2 separate regions of the Homo sapiens genome follow, and region 1 is linked to region 2. The links are chromatin contacts, found by Hi-C in ENCODE. All regions are on one chromosome and are shown on one strand. Each heading gives the region's core, a stretch centred on a gene start or an enhancer-like site at or near the end of the contact. The rest is flanking DNA. Distances are from core to core; before and after follow the strand shown.

The links. A loop is a pair of places that touch in the nucleus more often than their neighbours do. Pooled maps may share reads with other maps.
Region 1: a map with no recorded cell type shows a loop between it and region 2 (14-fold over the local background). The contact joins two enhancer-like sites. A Hi-C loop is called at or near these places in 2 of 37 single-sample maps with no recorded cell type and 1 of 50 pooled maps.

The regions. Positions count from the first base shown.
Region 1 is chr6:159,975,499-159,980,605 of GRCh38, forward strand. All of the region lies in intron 1 of IGF2R (insulin like growth factor 2 receptor), which reads left to right. Among named protein-coding and RNA genes, the nearest start is that of IGF2R, 9.0 kb to the left of the region's middle. RefSeq lists enhancers at 2,500-3,490, 4,481-5,107. Within about 2 kb of position 3,858, at least 20 of the 41 ENCODE cell types and tissues checked have a DNase peak (open chromatin) inside an H3K27ac peak, as active enhancers do.
Region 2 is chr6:156,696,969-156,702,027 of GRCh38, forward strand. No RefSeq gene overlaps it. Among named protein-coding and RNA genes, the nearest start is that of ARID1B, 78 kb to the right of the region's middle. RefSeq lists enhancers at 94-143, 1,884-2,123. Within about 2 kb of position 1,448, at least 6 of the 41 ENCODE cell types and tissues checked have a DNase peak (open chromatin) inside an H3K27ac peak, as active enhancers do.

The DNA of each region.
Region 1 (5,107 bases), core at 2,608-5,107, 3.3 Mb after region 2:
ACAGTCCAAAAGCAGGGAAGATGAGAGTCCTACCTTGGGGCAGGTGGAAGGAGGGGCAGGTGGAGAGATTGTTTCCTGAGGCCTGACACACCCAACATTATAACAAAAGACCAATACTAGGACTGTGGAAGTTGGCAGCCAGAAACCAGATGGGAAAAAAAAACCCATACATGTATTATATATATTTATATATATATATATATAAAGTATATGTATTGTGTATATATTATATAAGCATATTTATTATATATATATTATAGTGTATATTATATATGTATTATATATAATATATAATATATAGTTATATATAATATATACACACGCACATATATAAATAACACCACAAAAAGGGTAAAAGTTTATTTATTTCCATGAATATATCTAGTTCTGTTTACTAATACTTTATGAAATATGCTTACAGCTCTGTTTTTAAGTGAGATTGGGCTACAGTTTTTTTGCTCTGCTGTTCTTGATGGATTTTGTTATTAATAATATGTTTGCTTTGTGGAAGGAGCTAGTTAGCTTTTAGTATTTTTGTATGTGGTGAAACAGTTTGTATATAAGATGGACATTTTCTGTTTCTTAAAGTTTGGTAGAATTCACCAGTAAAACTATCTGGCCCTGGCAGGCTCTTAGGTGGAATATCATCGGGGAGGACTTTTGATTATGGTTTTTTCTAGTTTTATTTTCAGTTTTATCTAGTTTATTTTTCTATTCAGATTTTCTACTTTTTCTTGGGCCAATTTTGGTAATCTCTATTTTCCTAGAAAATTGTCATTTTAATTGTGTATTCATATTTAATAAGTAGCATGCTACTCTCATATTTTTGATACTCTATAGCTCTAGGTAAATTTTTAAAATTCCTGATGTTTACTTGTGTACTTTTTTCTTAATTATATTTACTAAAGACTTATTTACCTTTTTAAAGTCTTTCCAAAAGAACTAGTGTTTTGTTTTTTCATCTTTTCACCTTTTATTTGCAATTTTATTAATTTATCCACTCAGTAACTTCTACATCATTTTTCTGTTTCTCGTTTGACTTGAATGCTTAGCTCTTTTATTTTAAATCATTTTGCATAATTAAGAAATATATTTAAAGCTTCATGTTTCTTTCTTCGGAGTACCATACCACTCATAGATTCTGATACTTTTTTTTTTCTCCATATTTCAATTTTGTGTATTCCCTTTTTGGATTCAAAAGTTCTATCTGTTTCAACTTCCTGGACCCACTAAATTTTTAGATTTTTATTTTTTTCAGGTCCATGGACTTTGGGGGTTTTAAATTTATTTTTTCCATTGTGCGGGTAAATGTGGTGGAACTTACTGACATTTCCCTTGTGGCCTAACACCTAGTCAAGTTGGGAGGGTATTATGTGTTTGGAAAAAAAGTTCTCTGTTTGGGTCAAAGTTACTCATGGTGCTGTTCAGCTTTTCTTTGCCCTAACTCTTCTTCGGTTTGTCTGTTGCTTTTATTATTTGTATCTGGCTGCCGCTGTGGACAGGCATGTAGCTGGATGTCGTTTGCTGCTGTCGCCCAGCTTACCAGTTCTCCCATGGTTCAGATGTTCTTCTGCTTCCCTGTTGTCTTTTGTTGCAGAATCTCAGCTGATGTGTAGTCACAGCTGCCTGTTCTTTCTGCGTGGACGCTGTAGCTTCTGTCAACCCTCTGAAGATCTCTCTTAAAGTTCTGCTCTGATTGCTCTATTAATTATTTTTCCTTGGGCCCAGTTTCTTTGGTTTGAGTTTGTCACCATGATTGCATGGTGCTGGTGCCCTTGCAGTGACAGGTGACTCCTGACCGTGCACTCTGCAGTGGGTCTCCACCCGACCTTGGCTGCCTCCTTGTGCAGCTGCGTGGGGTAGGGCTGGGAGCAGTTGTTGGAATTTGGCTGTAAATTGTTTTCAGGGAGACTAGGGGATGGGCAGGATGTGCCTCTGTGGCTGTTCTTGGCGCTTTAGGTCCTTTCCACCCTCCCAATGTCACCCCCAAGCGCTGTTCTGCCAAGACACAGCTGCTAAACCCCTGTTGATTGCTGCTGGCAGCGTGTGGCCTGAGACGGGGGATCTGGATTGTTGAGTTGGCTGTGTCCAATCACTTCTTTTCTCTGGACCTCATTTTCCTCCTCAAGAGGGGTGGGACTTAGTTTTCTTTCTCTCTTTCCTATTTGAAAACCTCTCATTAGGGAGTTAGTTTTGGAAGTCACTTTCCTGGGCTTGAATCCAGACTCCTCCCCTCACAGGCCTTGGGCAAGTCACAGAACCTCTGAAGTCTTCCTTTCCGTGTGTGTCCAGTCAGGATGCTAACCATGTTTGTAGGCTAGGCGTGGGATGCTAACCGTGTTGTAGGCTAGGCGTGGGATGCTAACCGTGTTGTAGGCTAGGCGTGGGATGCTAACCGTGTTGTAGGCTAGGCGTGGGATGCTAACCGTGTTGTAGGCTAGGTGTGGGAATTGGAAGACATTTGAATGCCTGGCACGTCCTCGGTGTTCATTGGTGCTGTAGTGGTAGCAGTTGCTTTATCTGTAAGTTACAGATGCTGCCTTACATCAGGGATTTATTTTTATAACCTGTTTCTCGCCCTCCCAGAGCTCTCCATTAGTGTCTTGGGGTTTCTGCCTCAACCAGAGAGCATTTCTTCTTCATCTGTTTCATGATTGGCACTCCACGTAAGCTTCCTCATGAGAAAGAAAGGTTTCCACTGTTTAAAAAAGTTTCAAAGCCACTGGACTCCGTGATTTCCGGGTCCATTTTGCATCCCAAATTCTGCAGTTCTGAGGTTTGCAGCCTTGAGGAGTCCTTCCTCACTCAGATTCCCCCAAACAATGAGGAGCTTGATAATTCGAGGTGTGGAGTTTGGATGGGGGCCGGGGGTCACCCTCCTGCATGTGGTGGCTTGGTCCCAGGCTAGGCTGGGAGAAAGGGGGCTGTCGTGGTTCCAGGGCAAGAAGAGCCGTCCTCCCTGTTTCCCTGTGGTAGGATCAGGAAGTCTCAGCTAACTTCTGCACATGGTCAAGGGGGTCCTGTCCTCACTTAGGCCTCTCCAGGCCTCCCTGGAGGGTGGAGGAATGGGTGCTGTTGTAGGTGGGAACAGAAGTGTCCAGGCCAGTGGCTTGGATGTGAAAGTGCTTCATAAATTCCACCTTGCTGTGCAACTTAAAAAAAAAAAGTACGGTCGTTTAGGTTTTCGAGGTGCCCAAAGCAATGCGTCATAAGCCTATTTTTGTCTCCGTGTTAGCCAGGGCAGAGGGGCACTTTCCTGTGACTCCTCCAGGGTGGGGAAAATCCCAGGTGCTCTGTGAACCTGGCCGTTCAGCCAGCTGCAGACCTTTGGTAGGAGTTTTCTTTTTCCTTTTGTGTGCTTTTCGATCCCCTGGGGGCAACCATTATTCAGTACATCTGGAGGGCAAGTTGTCCAGGAAGAGGAAGCAGATCCTAGGAGTGTCGTCCTTCACTGGGAGAGGTGTAGGAAGTGAGGGGGATGGTGGAAGTACTGGCCCGAGCTCTGTTTTCAGGAGTGTGTGACAGCAAAAACTGGCCTTTGCAGTTGAGTTGCCTGTGGGCTATGGCCTAGAGGGAAGGCCAGGAGGGTCTTGCTGTTAGGGCTGCCACCTTCTTCATGCCTGCTGTGTGCTGGGAGGAGAGAGCTCCTTCAGAGCGGACCCACCATTGGATTTTGAGTGTGTGCAAAATTAACTTGTTGCTATCTGCATGGTTATCTGTACTCCAGAATCAGTTATACATTTTAAAACAGCTGTTTAGTACTGAAAAAACTCCCCCAACACTCCCTGCGCCCCACCCTGGCCTGCAAATAGAGTGCCAAGCCACCAGAATAGAAGTGCTAAAGTAGTGAGTTTCCTAGAAGTGGCAAGCCTGAGACTCCAGTGAGTCACCCTCATTGTTCCCCTGAGGCACCCTGCCTCCACCTGCTCTCTGCTCTCGAAGCGTCAGTTATACCAGCACTTCTCTCTTCTCTTTTGTCTCTTTTTACAGTCACCCCTTTAGAGTGACAGGCAGCGTGAGCTCATGGCCTTGACTTTGCTGGACATGCGGAGGGAGAGGAGAGCTGGTGGCAGAGTCGGGGGTTGGGCCCTGAGGATGGGGCTGTTTTATTGGAGAGTCCGCTGTCACCAGGCCTTTCTGTAAAAGGCTGGAAGTGAGCGAGTGAACCAGGCACCCTGGTGGGGGGCCTGCATGTCAGACCCAGCGGGAAGCATGTCTGACTTGGTTGAGAGGCAGCTAAGGGCCCAGTGTGTCTGGGTGGGCTGAGCCATTGGGAGAATGGAGGGAGGGGCCAGAGAGCACGGAGGATTAGCTGTGGCCAGATCACAGAGGCTGTGGGACTTTGGGCTCCCTCTGGGTAAAAGCCAGAGCCCTTGAGGACTTCAGTAGATTGGTGGATTGAAAGGCACATGGGCCGGTGCTGTGGCTCATGCCTGTAATCCCAGCACTTTGGGAGGCCGAGGCGGGTGGATCACGAGGTCAGGAGATCGAGACCACGGTGAAACCCTGTCTCTACTAAAAATACAAAAAATCTTAGATGGGCGCGGTGGCGGGCGCCTGTAGTCCCAGCTACTCGGGAGGCTGTGGCAGGAGAATGGTGTGAACCCGGGAGGCGGAGCTTGCAGTGAGCTGAGATCGCACCGCTGCACTCCAGCCTGGGCAACACAGTGAGACTCCGTCTCAAAAAAGAAAGAAAGAAAGAAAGAAAGAAAGAAAGAAAGAAAGAAAGAAAGAAAGAAAGGTACATGGAAGATTCGATTGCTTGGATTGCCTTAGGGAACTATGAGATCCCTAGGTGAGGGTTGCAGTTGAGCATGGTAGCTGCTTTTCCTCTTCAGGTTGCCTTTAGGCTGCGATGGAGATAGCATGAGCTCTGGAGCAGGACAGGCTTCTTTCTAACATGGGCTTGGCCACTTTGTGAATTTGTGATCAGAGACAAGGTCACGGACCTCACTGGGACCTCCCTAGGCTGTCCATTCTGAGTCTGTAAGAAGGTGGAGAGGGGCAGCCCCAGCTGGGTGTTAGGCTTTGCGGAGCCTCTGCTGTCTGATGTTTGGCTCCAGCATCTTCAAAGCAGGGGCTTTTCTCCTCTGTCCACCTGATTGGC
Region 2 (5,059 bases), core at 198-2,697:
TCGTGGCTGGCTATCAGTTCTATTTCATTTGAATGGCCAAGATTCTCTCACAGCACATCAGGTCTCTATTAAAATTAATTATGATCAGACTCTATCCATCCATCACTTAGGGAGAAAAGATGACAGAGGTGTCCCTCCAAAGTCATCCTGGCCACTCCTGGAGGTGGAAGATTGCTCTGGGGCCCAATGTGACGTGTCTTCACTCTAATCATCAAATATTTTTAAATATTACTCAATAATCTCTAAGAAACTACAAAAAGGGAGGTCATCAATGTGAGTTCTGCCCCCAAAATCACTTAAAGTCCAAACTTGGCAGAGAAGAGAGGCCCCATCACTCTGCACCTGTTCCCTAGCCAGTTCTCACGGCCCAGGGCAATTTCCCCTTTCACTTCCCCTCAAGGGGAATGTACCGCCAAGCACTCCTACCTGGTTTGACATCCCATGTTCATGGCTGGATAATGACAGAGCCCTTCATGAATTCTATGGCATGCAGTATCTTCTGCTCTGCCATGTTCAGGGAGGAGAGAATACACATGCACAGCTGAAATCCCCTAGACAGTTACCATGTATCTATCTCCGTTCAGTGAAACAAGCCTGCAGAATGCTGTGAGCATTCTTTGTTCTTCTTCCTTTTTTGCAGATGTAAGAAAACCTAAGAAAGGGAAGCCATGTCCCTACCAGTAGGAACGCTTTCAAAGGAAGGGAAGGATGTGACAGCTGGGTGCCAGGCATGGTCCTAGAGAAACTGACATCCATTTTGTACTTTAATCCACATCAGGACACTTCAAGGTAGCTGATATTGTCTTCAATTTGCAGATGAGGAAAGAGATTAAAGAAATTAAGTGATATACGTTGGGTCATGTGGATGATAAATCATACACCAGGATTTGAAGTAAGCTTCCTCTGATTCCAGAATGTCTTCTAAGAATCTGCTACACTGCAACGTGCCTTTGGGCTGGTTAGTTACTCCCTTGAGTCCAAGCTTGGTTATCTTCCTTAATAGCTCCCTCTCTGCCCTGGATCCTATTTTTAAAAAACAACAGCTATAAAAAGTTACCCTACCAGATTAAAAAAGTCACCAATCTACAACAATTAAAACAGAACGGTGAGCAGTAAAACAGCAGTTCAAATATAAACTCAGGTGTGTGATAAAAGGAGCATTTCAGATCAATGGAGGACAAGAAGATTGTTCTATAAATGGTATTGGAAAACCTGGTTAGTGAAACAATTAGTAGATGCCCAATAAGTGTTTGTAATTTGTTTTACTGTAAAATTAAATGAGATAACACATGTTCTCCAGCTTCCGCAGTGACTGCTAAGAAAAGAGAGTCAGTGTAACTTTTTGAGGTCTGGACTTCCTAAGTCTCTCATCTAGATAGCACCCAGACCTTCATTCCTTAAAAAAATCTCCTACAATACTTTCAAATTTACAAAGTGCTTTCACTACCCCATTAGTGCAGGGCAGGTGTTCTTATTCTCACTTTCTATATATGGACACTGAGACTCAAGAGAGGTTACAATCGCAGCTGGCGTGGCCGTGTGAAACTTAAAGACGGCTTCCTGGTTCCTCGTGCCATGGTCTTAACACTAAACTCTCTATATATAGTCTCTCCCCACCCCCACCCTCATGTTCACACCACAAAATTTAACAATGGAAAACAAATAACATCAATACTTTACCAAGAGCACAGTAACTAGGTTAATTTCTATGTAATCCCAATCAGTCTTTGCCCATAGCACACATTTTACAACATTATCGTCATAGTTTAATTACAATTTAGTGGCCCATTTTCCCACTTAACAATGCTGTTTACAGTTTTGTAGCAAATGACTGATGTGCATCTTTCCTGTCTCTTGCACACTTCTCTTCTTTAAAGTCATCCATGTAAATCTCCATCTCTAATCCAATTGCTCTTAAATGAATTTCGTTCACTTGAGTGACTGCATTCAGTTGTGTTCCCCTTTACAGGCAGTCATTTATCGCTCTTCCCCCAGCAAGAAGTCCTGTTTCTTTTCCCAATCCATAGGTGACTTTAAATGTTGTTTGGTTTCCTGGGCTTTCAGGATTTCTCTCCTGCAGGTGAACCGCCAGGAGCTCTTCTTCTGCAGGTTCCTGCCTAGGTGTGAGCAGCATAAGGAACTGTCTCTTGCCTTCTTGGAGTTTATGACTATGGCACTCCTGTTAAGGAATCACTCCTCACTCCTTTTTTAACCTGTGGCTTTCCAATTTCACTTCCCCAGGCCAGTCATCACTAAAACCATGACTCACCCCCATGGTTTCCTCTCTGGCAAGGGAGAAATTTCAAACCTGAACATTTTCATCACCGTTATGTATACAGTATGATTCACGGAGACTCTATTAGCGTATTAAGTAAGTCATTATTTTCAATCGTCTACACTGTATGTTAAAAAACAGAGGCATTTTACTGCATACTTAATGTTCTATTCCCCCCATTTAGTAGATGGAAATGGCCTCATAGAAACATATCTGACTCAACCAGTCTCTGTTTGGAAACAATATAGAAAGAGACACAGAAAAGATACATTTTTTGGTCAGTGCCTGTCTTAAATGCTCCATAAGGTCAAGTTCAGTCAACTTGAAATAAGGAGTTATGGGGTCTTAACAAAGTAGCGCTCAAATAGTCTGTCAATAAATATCTATTGAATGTCAGCACCCAACTCTGTAGAAATGGCTGAAGGGAAATGCTGCTAAAAGCCACCTTGTCTGACAAACACATACACTGGCAAAATCTGCCAAAAGAGGGTGACATAAAATGAAGGTTGTAATGTTTTTAAAAGGTTGCTTTTGATCAGGCTATAACTGTAAAGTGCTTTCACTTAATTAAAATAGAGATGATAAAGCTACAGAAGAACAATAATAGTAATTGGGAAAGATACTGTTGTGATTGGTTTTGCTTTCAAGCATCTCCTTGTAAGAGTTTTATGCAAGGGGAGGGGCAAGAATCATTTTTCCTAAGAACTTATTTAATCTATTGATAAGTCTCATAATTTTCTTTTCCATCATTAAGGAGCTTTTCCTGGAGAAAAAGAAGTCCAAATTTCATTTTGGGAGGAAAGAAAGAAAATTTTTAAAAATTATGATTTAGCACGTCTTAGGCTGGGTGTAACTTTTCATGACTCAGCTAACAGGTTAGGAATGGCCAAGCATGGTTGAATATTCTGCTTTTGTGAGGCGTGGGCATTGCCAATAGTTGAAAGTTATGGTAGCTGTAATTCAGAAGCGGGAATAGAAGTGTCAACCTGAGAAAAATGTAGCACTAAAGTAACAAGCCAAATTGCTGGCATTGTCAGTAGCTGTGATTTCACTGTATTGATTGTCCCCTGTGAAATGTGAGGCTCTTTATTTGAATCATTTGTATGGGTGTCATATTGGGTTAATTGCAAAGCAATTGGATTTAATAATAATATAATGGTGTATCCATGTACATCGATTGCTAGAATTGTGAGATGTGAATTGCACTTGATCATGAGGTCGGGCTTCCCGATGCTACAGGATGAGCAAGTCCCAGGCTAATCGTGTAAATTTAAGCTGCCTAGGGTGAGCTTTAACTTATATGCCAGTTTGGATTGTTATTGCAAATGCTTTATAGGCCTGGAACATGACTGGTTATAAATGGGATGGCCTTGAACTTGAATTGTTTTAAAAAGCATAGCTTCATGTTGAGTTAACAGCATGCCGTGAAGATCAGTACCAACATAAACACAGTGAATGAAGGCTTTCTGTTGGCCATGCTTTTTTGTAGAATTTCATATTTGCTAAAATTATTTCAGTTGTAGCTAAGTTGCTTAGTCCCATTAAGTAAGAAATGCAAGAAAGATGGTTCTCGAAATGGGCAGGAATTCCCTGAACAGCATGGTCTCATGCCAAATAAACAAATCAATGACCGAGTTAATAATTTCATAATAATTGAAGATAAAACATAGTTATATATTTGCACAGTTATTTTTAACGTTTAAAATTGGTGGATATGTTTCACTTTTCCAGTTGAAGGATATTCCTTTCCAAAAGGGATGAAACAAGGGAACAATAGATTTTTATGGGAAAATTCCACATCCAAGAGATGAAAGGAAAACTTTAAAAATCAAGACAAATCTGAGGAGGAAAACTTGAGGCTTTAAAGAAAGAAGAAAAAGGAAGAGGAGGAGGAAGAAGAGAATGAGAAACAGATGAGTTAGAAAATGAGAAGATTGGCTGGGCACAGTGGCTCATGCCTGTAATCCCAACACTTTGGGAGGCCGAGGCGAGCGGATCACTTGAGGTCAGGAGTGAGACCAGCCTAGCCAATATGGCGAAATGCTGCCTCTACTAAAAATACAAAGAAATCAGCCGGGTGTGGTGGCGCATGCCTGTAATCCCAGCTACTCCGGAGGCTGAGGCGGGAGAATCGCTTGAACCTGGGAGGCAGAGGTTGCAGTGAGCCCAGATCGCATCACTATGGCACTCCAGCCCATCTCAAAAAAAAAAGAAAAAAGAAAGAAAGAAAATAAGAAGACTGAGTAACCATAAATATTGTCTGGCACAATACAGGCACTCAAATGTTTTTGAATATATACTTTGATTAACTAAGTGAAAAAGGTAGTAAAAAGGTGAGTAATAAATCAAAATGTATTGTCTAGACTGTTGAGTCTGATGTTTCTAAATAGAAACAACAAATGTTCTCCGTTTAGGCCAAGCTTTGCCACATGAGTTTACACTAAAATATCATTTCCACCAGTTATATTGACTGTGTTCACTGTTTGAACTAGTCCAATCTCTATAACGCTTTCTTCATATCATTTGACTTCATGATCAAATTAGAGAGGTGACTGGGAGAACGACTAACTTCCACAATTCATCCAAAAGCAATACAAAATCACTCACCCAAAGCCAGTACTACTGGGACCAAATGCATCCCATTTCCCTTCTGCTTTGGTGAATCTGACTTTCTTACCAACTTAAACAGCATTTTTGGGGGTACTAAGTCAAACATAAAATTAAATATGCCTAATAAGTGTATTTATCTATTAAGACATTAGCTGTATGTATTAGTTTCCTACA